Regions from separate parts of the Homo sapiens genome. Here region 2 is linked to region 1. Evidence: read pairs that join two places in POLR2A ChIA-PET (ENCODE). Cell type or tissue: GM12878. All regions are shown on one strand. Each heading gives the region's core, and the rest is flanking DNA. Links, peaks and the distances in the headings are about the cores only.

The links. ChIA-PET counts read pairs that join two places held together with the same protein. Peaks named below come from ENCODE experiments on the same cell type or tissue, not always from the same donor. Only the 100,000 strongest peaks of a DNase experiment are listed, where the experiment ranks them.
Region 2: POLR2A ChIA-PET joins it to region 1 with 9 read pairs; 2 of 35 experiments call an interaction of 5 or more read pairs at or near these places.

The regions. Positions count from the first base shown.
Region 1 is chr4:77,190,511-77,196,641 of GRCh38, reverse strand. LOC107986292 (a long non-coding RNA gene) reads right to left here. Exons shown (of 4, transcript XR_001741742.1): 4 at 4,069-4,431. Among named protein-coding and RNA genes, the nearest start is that of CCNG2, 36 kb to the right of the region's middle. RefSeq lists an enhancer at 2,738-2,787. In GM12878, for the core only: no CTCF peak of the experiment used is centred there; a DNase peak (open chromatin) is centred at 2,731; H3K4me3 peaks cover 1,519 bases; H3K27ac peaks cover 1,499 bases.
Region 2 is chr4:77,442,161-77,448,291 of GRCh38, reverse strand. No RefSeq gene overlaps it. Among named protein-coding and RNA genes, the nearest start is that of CXCL13, 160 kb to the left of the region's middle. In GM12878, for the core only: no CTCF peak of the experiment used is centred there; no DNase peak of the experiment used is centred there.

The sequences.
Region 1 (6,131 bases), core at 731-5,730:
CATCTGAATGGCTGACAATTAGGAAGAAAGTCGTCTTCAGCTAGGGACTGTTTTAGACAGGTTTGATGCCAAGAAGTGACATGGCTACCATCAGTTTCCTGGTAAAGAAGCCACTAGCCTCTGGCATCAAGCAGCTCTAGGTAGACACTAGACACTAAGCAGGAACCCCAAAAATAGGTTGAATCCGAAATGGTCTTGGCACAACTGAGGATTTTCAAAGTAATGCTATCCTAAGGGATAGTAAGGATTTGAGCTACTAAAAAGCTGGGTTCTCAGGCAAGCTTTAAGAGACATCAGGAGTTCAGATTGGAGTGAGGCCAGTTGCAAGACAGACAAACACGCATCAGGCCAAAGCTCAGAAGTACATAAGCAGCCTTAGGAATGGCGGGAGTGCCATTGACAAATCCTGCACTACTCCACATCTTGTTCTAAAAGGAAGTTGATATTTGAGATGTTTCAGCCCCTTCTACCTTGCTCTCCAGCCATAACTTTAAACTTGTCTCCTAAGCCATGTGAGTTTTTCTAGAACTATGTGGCATGCCCCAGAAGCCTATGCAATAACACCTACATATAGACATCAGTTCCATAGGACTCACCTGCAGTTGAAACTATAGTTAATTGGGTCGGTAGTAGATATTTTGCTCTGCCTGAGGTGGGAAAGATGAACTTTCCAGTGTCTTTACTGTTAGCCTAGGTGAAAAGTCCTGAAGACCCAGTGATCTATCAGTATTAGTTTGGATTTTTGGTTTTTTTCTTTGAGACGGAGTTTTGCTCTTGTCACCCAGGCTGGAGTGCAATGGTGCAATCTCGGCCCATTGCAACCTCTGTCTCCCAGGTTCAAGAGATGATTCTCCTGCCTCAGCCTCCAGAGTAACTGGGATTACAGGCACCTGCCACCACGCCCAGCTAATTTTTGTATTTTTAGTAGAGATAGGGTTTTCGCCATGTTGGCCAGGCTGGTCTTGAACTCCTGACCTCAGGCAATCCACCCGCCTCAGCCTCCCAAAGTGCTGGGATTACAAGCGTGAGCCACCTCACCCAGCCCAGAGTATTAGTTTTGAAGTAAAGTTGTTTATGTAAAGTTAGTTTTTGTTTCCCTCGGCTTTTATAGTGGTTGAAGTTTACAAAAACGGGAAAAGGATTAGGGAGATAAGGCATCCGTACCATGCACTTAAATTTGACCAAATTCTTATTTGGCAGGACTAAGTCACTGCTGTATTAGCTTCTGGAGTCTATAAAAGCAGAGAAAGTTTTGCTATCAGTAAAAGGACACAAGTACAGGTGAGAATGCTACAGGATGACTAATCAGAAGACTAGTTTTTAATGTTAAGCAACTGTGGAAAAACAAGGCCACCTATTCCCATCCTTGACCATCCTGCAGGAGCCTTCCCTGCCCCAGCACCCCAGCTCTAATTACAGCACTTAACTAACAGTGTTGGAAAGCCTTGGGCTTCGAGATCCCAGACCTGTCAAGTGACTCTTTGTCAAGTGGATTGTCAGCCTGGGAGACACATCCCTTGATCAGATTATCTACATGAAGGAAAGAACTCTGCTCTTCTCCTTGAACCCTGCTTTGTAAGGACAGTGTGAAGAAAGTAACTCCATGCTGATGGGGATGAGGGGAGAGTGCTTCATGTCCCTACCCATGTATTTATTCACCCTTGTTCAGGTTAAGGCAGGTGGACCTACATGACTGGACATGGTTTTAAAAAGCACTTTTCTGTAGCTGGCACGCAAGAATTACGATATTTAAGCTATGTAACTTGCTACCATCGCACCTGTGAAATTGTCAGTCAAGATAATGAACATATCCATCATGCTGTGTACTTTTGAGTCTGTCACTAAGATGCCACTTTATCTTTTCCATGACAGATGGTTTGCCTTTCCTAGTAAGCCTAAAGGAAGTGTCCATTCTCAATGCTAACGATCTGTTCAACTAGATGAAATTTCCTGTTTCAACTACTAAGTTTCTAACTGCTATCAGAAGTGCTTTCAGGTGTGTCAGTCTGACATTACCTGAGGCTTGCCAGTCAACGAGTCTCCCACCTCCACAACCAGGTGGAAGGTCAGTTGCAGCCCACAGGTTGCGTGTCTTCGAGGCAGACAGCTGCTTTCTGCTGAATATGATTAAGATCCTAACTTCCTAGTAAGGAGTCTTAAAAGCCACATGCTTGAAGTTCATTTTAGTTTTTTTTACTAATAGGTCACAAAGGGACGTTTCCTACCCTCAAAAAAAAACTAATTCAAAGTTGATCTACATTTTCTTATGGTTTTCATCGAAGTGGATCTAATTTTTAGTCTCTGAAGAGATGAGAAGCTAGCTTTTTAGTCACTTTCCACCATTACTCCAGACAGGTGTTTAATAGAGACTTTGGGATTCCAAATAGCTAAAAGGAAGTTCTAAAGATTGCTGCGCTTGCTTTAAACGTAGAACCTCTAAACCCGTGTATTTCTCTTGGAGTTTACGTAACTTCAGTAAGTTAGCTATAAGAGTGGCTTTGCTAAAGTCTATGGTAGAGATTAAACAGAAGTCAAGAGACAGGAGCCTTCTCAGCAAGTAAGGCTTGAGCATGAGAGAAGAAACCTCAATTCAAGATTGTATCTTAAGCTTCTAAAAGAACAAACTCTAAGAAAGCACAGTAACTGGAAGAGGCAAGCCTGCTAAAAACGACTTCAGGGAGTTGCTGTGACCTCCTAGGAGGTATTTTCTGCCCACACACAACGCCTAGTTCCCCTTCTTTCGAGTTCCTTAGTCCGCTTAAGTGCCCTCGCTTTTTTCTTCGTTCATCTTTCACTTCTAAAGCAAGCTAACCAAAGTTCCCCCTTGAGAATTACCAAGAGCTTGGTCCTTTCCACCCACCCCTCCAGCCACCAGAGAACTTCTTAGTACCTCGCAGGCCTACAAAGCTTTGGAAGAAACCCCGCCCGACCAACCCCAAACCATCCACCAGCGGAACAACCCACAGCCCCGCCAGGCTTCCTCGCCTTTTACACTTGAAGCCACGCCTTCCCCCTGGGTGAGGACCAATGAGAAAGCGTAGGAGCTACTTCAACTCCGCAATTGGTCCCAGACGGCTGCCAGGTGAAACCAAGCCTCTGGACGCCCCAGGGCTTTCTCTTGGGGCTTCCTACTTTAGACAGGCATTTCTCCCCTCCACCCGCTTTTTTTTTTTAACTACATTGTAAAGGCTGTTGAGTATTTTGAGAGAATAATTTAGAGTCACCTTCAAAAAGTGGCTGAATCAATTTCCCTTCCAGCACTTAGACAACATGGAAGATGTTTAGTGTGCCCTAAAGAATTTCAGAAGAAATATGAGTAGCTATTTGGTCAGACACTGGTGTTGAACACAAATATCCTTACCGTCAGACAACGCTGGTATTTCTCATCGCTCACCTGTGCGTGTTATGCATTTATTCGTTCATTCACAAGTATTATTGAGGAGGATGACTCAATGGAAGCAAGGAAGTAACCCAGTGAGGCTTTGGGTTTTGTCTGTGCTTCGCAAACGGCGGGCTAGAAAGTATGAGTATCCTCAGGACTCACATGTTTCTGGAAAGTCATTCCACTTGTACATTTGGGGATAAAAAGATTTATTTTATATTAAGACAATAGTAATCCAAACCAATATAAATAAATGAATGGGAAAAGAGATAAATCTTTCTTGCAGAAAAAGTTCAAATAATATATGTAACTCCCCACTCCAGGAGGTGGAGTTTAATCACCACACCCGTTCCTTGAGTCTGAGCAAGTTTTAGAGAATCCCTTCCAAAGAACAGAGTAGACGAAGGGAAAAGTAATAACTGTATAGTACAGAAACCTCAGCCGGGCGCGGTGGCTCACGCCTGTAATCCCAGCACTTTAGGAGGCCTACGTGGGCGGATCACGAGGTCAGGAGATTGAGATCATCCTGGTCAACACGGTGAAACCCCGTCTCTACTAAAAATACAAAAAATTAGCCGGGCATGGTGGCGGGCCCCTGTAGTCCCAGCTACTCGGGAGGCTGAGGCAAGAGAAAGGCGTGAACCCGGGAGGCGGAGCTTGCAGTTAGCCACGATCGCGCCACTGCAGTCCAGCCTGGGCGATAGAGCAAGACTCCATCTCAAAAAAAGAAACCTCGCAGGCACTATCTTAACCAAGTGATCCAGATTAATATGATCAAAGATAAACCATGTTGCTATTATGTACCCCCTGATATGATGAGAAGAGCACTTCGCTCCCATGGTATGCTTCTTCAAACCCCATACCCCTAACATAATCATAAGAAAAACATCAAAGTCAAACTGACAGCCATTCTACAAAATGCTGACCAGTAATCTTCAAAACAGTTAATCAAGGTTATGGAAATAAAGAAAGACTGAGAAAGTATTACATACCAGAAGACACTATAGAGACGTGATGAGTAAGTTCAATGTCATACCCTGGATGGGATTCTGGAACAACAACAACAAAAAAATCTATATTAGTGAAAAAAAAAAACTGGTGAAATCCAAATAAGTTTGGAGTTCTTAGCAATATACGAATGTTAATCTTTTCGTTTTGACAAATGTACTGTGGTTACATTAGATGTTAACATTAGGGGAAACTAGGTGAAGAGAATATGTTATTCACTTTACTATCCCTCAATTTTTATGTAAATCTAAAATCATTCCTAGATAAAACATTGATTTAAAATTTAAAAAAAGGAAATACATTGTAAAATTTGCATGAAATCTTAAGAAAACATGAGCCTTCAAAGAAATCTTATGCTTATCACAGACTGCTTTAAACTCTACCTTCCCCAGAGTTTCCAGAGGCACTTATCCATTATTAGAGGTATTTAGAGCAAAAGTTTTTGAAAAGCTGCAAGTTTAGCTACATGAATCCCATTGGAGGATAGATGTGAGGATGAAAAGAAGAGAAGCTGAGAGGCCAGCTGGAATCACACTGAGATCTAACCAAGTCTAAGGCAATAGGTCAATGGACAATGAGACACAAATTGACCTAGTTTATTCCTGCGACTGTCACCAGTGCTTTCCGGGAATTTACTGATGCTAGTCCCCTTCTTTCATCTTGAGTGTTCACATACTTGTAGTCAGGAGAAAGGAGATAGATACTCTTCCTTTAGGGTAGCCAGATAGAATCAACAAAATTGCCAAACATGCTGGAGAAGAACTGTTTAAAAAAACCTTTCGGCCGGGTGCGGTGGCTCACGCCTGTAATGCCAACACCTTGGGAGGCCAAGGGGAGTGGATCACTTGAGGCCAGGAGTTGGAGACCAGCCATAGGCAACATGGTGAAACCCCGTCTCTACTAAAAATACAAAAAAAATTAGCCGGTCATGGTGGCAGGCGCCTGTAGTCCCAGCTACTTGGGAGGCTGAGGCAGGAGAATTGCTTGAACCCAGGAGGTTCAAGCAGTGAACTGAGATCATGCCATTGCACTCCAGCCTGGGCAACAGAGCGAGCGAGACTCCATTAAAATAAAAAAAAAAAAAAAGACAAAAAACTTTCTCAAAAATTTAAAACACCTACTATGGAAGACTGGGTAAATAGTGGTCAAGAACACAGACTTTACAGGTAGACAGAAAAACCTGGGTTTAATTCCCAACTCTACTACCTACTAGCTCTGTGACCTCACACTAGCTAACCTCTCTAAGCTTCTGTTTTCTCAGGCTGTGAAATAGGGATACAAATAGTGCTTCCTTATAAAACTGTTGTGAGAGTTGGTTGATATTATGTTTGTAAAGCATCTAGAACTAGTTCATGGCACAAGCACATATAGCACTATTAACCAGATCTGTTCCACGTGCAATACATATTGACTCATTTAACTCTCACAACAATTCTATTATTGGTCTTCATGTCCCACATGAGGAATCTGAACCACACAAGGATGAAAAATTGGCCTAAGGTAGCACAGCCACAGTAGTGGACGTGGATTCAAACCCAAGCAGTCTGGCTCCAGAATCCTTACCTGTAGTCAGCACACTACACAGCACTGCCTGTAAAGGAAGGAAGAAGAAAGGAGACATGGCATCCTGGAAAGCCCAAGAAAAGAGGCACCCTTATAAAAGGGAAATGGTCAGCCCCACTTTGAAGTTGCAAATGTATAAATAATGCAGAAATGAATTTGGAACAATACCATGTTCATG
Region 2 (6,131 bases), core at 521-5,520, 250 kb before region 1:
TACAAGAACGAATCAGACATATTTAGTTATAGATGCCGTTAATAGCTGAAAGAATAGAAAGATCAACTGAGCTTCCCAGTGAAAAGGTGGACAAGAGACTTTGTCCCTCATTGTAAGAGTAAAAAAAGTGCAGATGAAAGAGAGGTGGAGAACTGAAGCTATTATTGCATCCAATCTTAGGTTCTACTTCTTGATGACTAGAAGGAACCACAATTTCCCTTTCCTTTGAATCTTGACTTTGGCAAATTGAATGTAGAACTGACAATATGACAGGTCTGGGCCTAGATATTAGAGATCTGTGATTGACATGAGAATTGTGTCCAGAATCTAGTTAGAAGATGAGACACATAGAATAGGGCCAGTGGTCCCAGTTAAGGCCATCTTAAATTAGCTACCAGCCAGCCAACCACCAGAGTGAGCCCAGCTATGACCAGAAGAATCACTAAGCAGACCTATGATCTTGTGAGCATAGTAGATGTTTGTTTTAAGCCACTAAGTTTTGGAGTGTTTTTACATTAGTGTGGCAATAGAACCCCTTACTATATGGGTTCCTACATGGATCTTGCACATGACAAAGCCTGTTTCCTGCTACAAACCTAGCAGTCCAAATGTAGTCTCAACGTTCCCTTATCCTCTTGGGAGCTGGGCATGACCTAGAATGAGTTAATCAAATGCTTACCTATGAGACTTTGAGTGCTGCTGCATCTATTAATGAAAGTGTCAAGTCTCCAGTGTCTTTGTTTCTTGGTGTTGTTTGCGCCAGACTGACTGATGACAGCATTGCCAGCTGCATGAGATCCTAGCACTGATGCCTTCAGTTGATTCTTGGGCTGTGTTGTCAACTATCCCCCTAACATTTTCTGAGCTTGATTCCCTGTTCCTGATAATTGCATGAGCTACCCAATATCCTCTCACCTCTCATTACATTTATTTCTGTTTACAAGAGCCAGGGGGCTTTTTGTTTTAAAATCGAATGTCATTCATTTGAAACTCTTTCAAACTGATTAGCCAGGGATCTGCCGGTATGGGCAGTCCAAACTGCCACATTAGTGTAGAGAAGTTACAGGGAAAGCAAATGGGGGAGAATTTTAGGAGTGAGAATAGTATAAATGTGCAACTATTTGCCTTTCAATCATTAGATTATTAGCTCAGCACATCTCAATTACCATATTAGTATAATCAAATTAGAAAGTATCATCTAGTATGGACCTTGGCACTGGACATCAATTGTATGAAAACTGGAGTTTCACCAACCTTTTACATTAGGAGTGACCAGCATTAAAGCTTTGAATTGTGCTCATAACCTATTACATTCTTAGATTTGTGGTTTGTTAAGTTTGACCGCTCTCACACTGTCTTGTAAAGAAGTTCAGAATCAAATATTAGCAGTGTGGCTAAATGCCTTCTATTGCCCCTGAGTGACGTGAACTTGGATCTCAACTCAGGAAATCTCGAATCAAATTGGATAACTACCAACTTTCCTATCCCTGGGCAGCCAGTTGTCTCCCAATTAGTTTGAGGCTCAACAGAACTAGGACCCTGGATAAGTTTCAGCTGGCATCTGTTCAGTCTTTAAATTTCTCAAATCCATCATGTCTTATTCCATCATTCATGCCCTCATTTCTCATCCAGGTCATTACAGTAACTCAAGCGAATATTGAAGTCAGAGAGACCAAATTTATAACAGGGGATCAGCCTTCTGTGATGTGATCCTGCTTACCTCCCATTGCAACTTCTACCAATCCCAGGGTAGGAAAAAAGATATTTGCCTGAATATATCAGTGACTTTCAGAACACCGAGCCCCCGCATGTGCTGTTCTCTATGATTTGAATGCCCTCCAAGATAAACGTCTACTCACCCTTCAAATCTCAACTTAAGCATCACTCACTGTGAATCTCCAAGTAGAGTTGATAATTCGCCTCTTGCAGCTGTATCTATTTAACCCCATTCTCCATCACAGGGCATTGATTTCCTTCTTTTGTTCAGAGTTATTTTCTATCCCTATGGCATAGGCTACTATACTAGAGTACTCAAATTATATCTATGGACTACCTTGGAGGAGCAAAACAAAAATCCTGCAGTCCCAGGAGGTCAACTCTGTCCCCTGCACACAAAAATTGTGTTCATTCTGCCAAGAAAAATGTCCCTGACATTTAAGAGCCATACTTAGAAAAAGAATGACAAAAACATGACAATTACTGCCTAGGCTTTCAACCATTACTCAAGTAGTCTATCCATCACACTAATAAAGGAAGAGCCCTTTCTTCCTTGTTAACCATGTAAGCTGAACAGCAGCTGACAGGGCATCATGGAAATTTTATGATCCCTGATGACAGTTATGGTTTGAATCTGGCCTTAGATAGATTTCTTGCCCTCTGGATCCCACTTCCTTGAATTAAAAGGATTGTACTGCACTCCTATGAATCTTATGGAAGTACTTCTAAAACTGTGTAAGGATAGATGTATATGCCTGTTCATTTGAACAGCTACAAGAACTAAAATTTGGGTACAACAAACTATATGGGAAGGGTTAAAAATTATACAAAGTCCATAACCATCCAATTCTATGCAACATTTGAAAATATTGAACCATTTGTCCTTAGAAATCTGTTCATGATCTATTCTGTGGTCATGGAAACATGCTGAACATGTAATATAATCGAAATGAACATTATGAAAACATGTATCTACACAAGTATGTACATACTTGTGCAAAATAATGATTAGGGAAACACTCACCAAAGCCAAAGTTTGTAATATATGATGTAAGTTGGTGTGAGGGAGAGACATAAAAAGAATTAACAAGTAGCTGTTATGATTGAAATCCTCTTAAGAACACATTTAAAAACATAAACTTTAAACCTATATTGAAAGAATTATTTCTTATGAGTGACGTGGACAGGTTCTTACACCTACGGATCTCACATCCTGAAGTAGGCTATTGCCCCCAGGAAGGTAGGAGGATAACACAGGAGGTTAACTTCCAACAGAACTGAAGACAAATATTGCCAAGGTATATATGCAGTCCAACTACATGTACTCTCTAGTCGATTTTTTCCTTGAAGGCCAATGACTCTTCAGATTGCAACTATCCTCTTCTTGGATAGTGGTTTATTCTCTGATATTTCTTTGATATTTCCAAGTACTACCAGACGATGGTAGAAAAGGATAAATAGGCAACTGAAAGCTGTGGCAAACAGAAGGATCAAACTACTGAAGTACTGGCCTCTGGCAACTTCAAGATCTATTCTCAGCATGACAGAAATAAGTGATCAGAACTTGTAGAGCAGTTCTCAAACTTTTTGGTCTTGGGACCCTTTTATGCTATTAAAATGAAAAGCCCAATTAGCTTTTGGGTGGATTTTATCTATTGACATACACAATACTAAGATTTTTTTAAAGTTTGAGAACATTTAACTTAAAAATGTTAATCTCATCAAAATGTCATTTTATGAAAAAATTTCTTAAACAAAAAATAGAATAGCAACATTGTTTTATGTATTTGCAAGTACCTGGTGGATTAGAAGACAGTTGAATTCCCATACCTATTTCTGTATTCCATCTGTTGCAATGTTACTTTGAAGCTTATAAATAAAATCTAACCTCACAAGGAAATATTTTTAATGCCTTTTTAGGTAACTGTGGATATTTGTTTAATGCTATACCAAAACTCAACTGGTAAAGATGAGTTGCAATTTGGAATTAGTAGCTGTATCAATGAACATCATGCTCTCTTCAAGTCCATTGATTTATTTTTTAAATGGATTTATCTCATGTGATTTTGTACTATCATACACTGGTCATCTGGAAAGTTTGTTGGTGGAGTTATGCAGACCTTCTACATGTTGGTATTTTCATTATAAAATAGCAAAAATTCACATTCTTAATATGACTATTCTCATTACAAAAGTCTTTAATCAGAAGTTGTCAAGCTCAAGGAGGCAGATTCCAAAAATCTAAATTTTACCTGAACACAAATTTTTACCAGTGCTAACCAATACCATCAGCTGGTTTTCTTGAAGTGACTAGCTCACTTTATTCATTTAAGAAAATGTCGGTCCAAAATCCAAGTCTGAGCCACAGTAATTTGAGTAGTGAGCTGAACTACATTCTTCATGGAATACCATTTCTACTTGGAAGAATGACAATTGCACAAGTTCTTGGCTTTAAGACAGCCATCATACTTTCATAAGCAAAGAGCTTTATGTGTACTTCCCATTTCATCATGCAGAACATCAGACATGTACTTAAAAGATGCAATAAAATTAATTTTAACTGCTCCATCATGGACATTCTCTGGCTTTTCAAATTTTAATTTTACTGCAAGGTCATGGAGGTGAAGAACACAATGATTACTAGGCACCCTTTAGAGCCACCTCCTTATTTGTACTAAGTTTTACCGATGCTCTGCAGGAGCATAGTGAACTGAGGGATGTTGGATTTGTCAGGGTCCTCCAGAGACAGAAACAATAGGAAACAAATATATGGAAGGGGATTAACTAGGGGTACTGACTCATGTGTTAATGGAGGCTGAAAAGTCCCATATCAGGCTATCTGCAAACTGGAGAACTTGGGATGCTGGGAACACTGCTCTGTTCAAGTCCAAAAGCCTCAGAACCAGGGAAGCTAAGGGTGTGACTCTCAGTCTGAGGCTAAAGGCCTGAGAACTGGGGGTGGGGTGGGGGTGGTCACTGGTGTATGTCCCTGGTCCAAACACCAGAGCACTTGAAGTTCTGACATCTAAGAGCAGGAGGTGGAGGAGGAGGATGTCCCAACTCTGGGAGAGAGACTTTTTTCCTCTGCCTTTTTGTTCTATCTGGGTCCCTAGCCAATTGATTGGTACCTACCCACCTTGAGGGTGGATCTTCCCCACTCACTCACTCAGTCCACCAACCTACATGACAGTCTCCTCTGGAAACACCTCACCCACACACAGAAATAATGCTTTACCAGCTCTCCAGGTGTTCCTTAATCAAGTCAAGCTGACATCTAAAATTAGCCATCACAAGTCCACTTCTTGTCAACTTGGCACCCATTTGCATCTCCTTACCTAGCATAATGCAACTATCCTACAAATAAAACACCTTAATTTCTTCGGCAGAAAATGTAAAGTCCTTGGGTGAGCTTTACTCTTCCACTGATAGTCCACAACTTAAATACTACGCAGTAAAATACTCATATAAAATGAGTAAGTCTGGCTTGGCGTGGTGGCTCGTGCCTGTAATCCCAGCACTTTGGGAGGCCAAGGCGGTTGGATCACCTGAGGTCAGCAGTTCAAGACCAGCCTGGCCAACATGGTGAAATCCCGTCTTTACTAAAAATACAAAAATTAGCTGGGTGCAGTGGCACGCACCTGTAGTCCCCACTACTCAAGAGGCTGAGGCAGAAGAATTGCTTGAACCTGGGAGGCAGAGGTTGCAGTGAGCTGAGATCATGCCACTGCACTCCAGCCTGGGCAACAGAGAGAGATTCCATCTCAAAATAAATCAGTAAGTCCTGTATTACATAATAAAGGAATAAGAATGAAAATAAAAATTTGCTTAATATATTAATGGGTATATACATTCTTTAGAAATACTCATGACAGTCTACCGCTATATAACTGGTCATGTGGTCATAGGTGGTATTTTTAATGATCTTTCCAGGACACATTCTATATTCCCCTTGCCTTCAGCAAGTATTTCATCTGATTATGGTTCTTTACCTGGTAAGGTGACCCAAATCTTCATTCCTGAAAGTTCTGAGCCATTCCTAGTCCTGCCTGGCTAGGGTTGTTGTAATTTCCCATTGAACTTAATCATAGGGCATGGTAATACTATGACTTTCTAAGAGATATCCTGTATTCCAGAACTATTCTTCCTTACCTCAACTGCAGAGTAGCCGTCTACATATATCACCCCAGCCAACACCATTACTCCCCTCTCAGCCTGCTAAGTCAGAGGCATGAGGAGTCCAGTGTGACCAGGTGGCAGTCTTAACTTCCAGCTCAATTGAGTCATTGTGTCTCCTGGTGGACCATTCCTGCCTCTGGAACCATGACCTCTAAGCCAGCAGAGCTTAAGTCATAAGAACAAAAAGCAAACATTTTGCTAATGGGTCATTAGGGGTGATGGTGCAAATGTCACTCCCG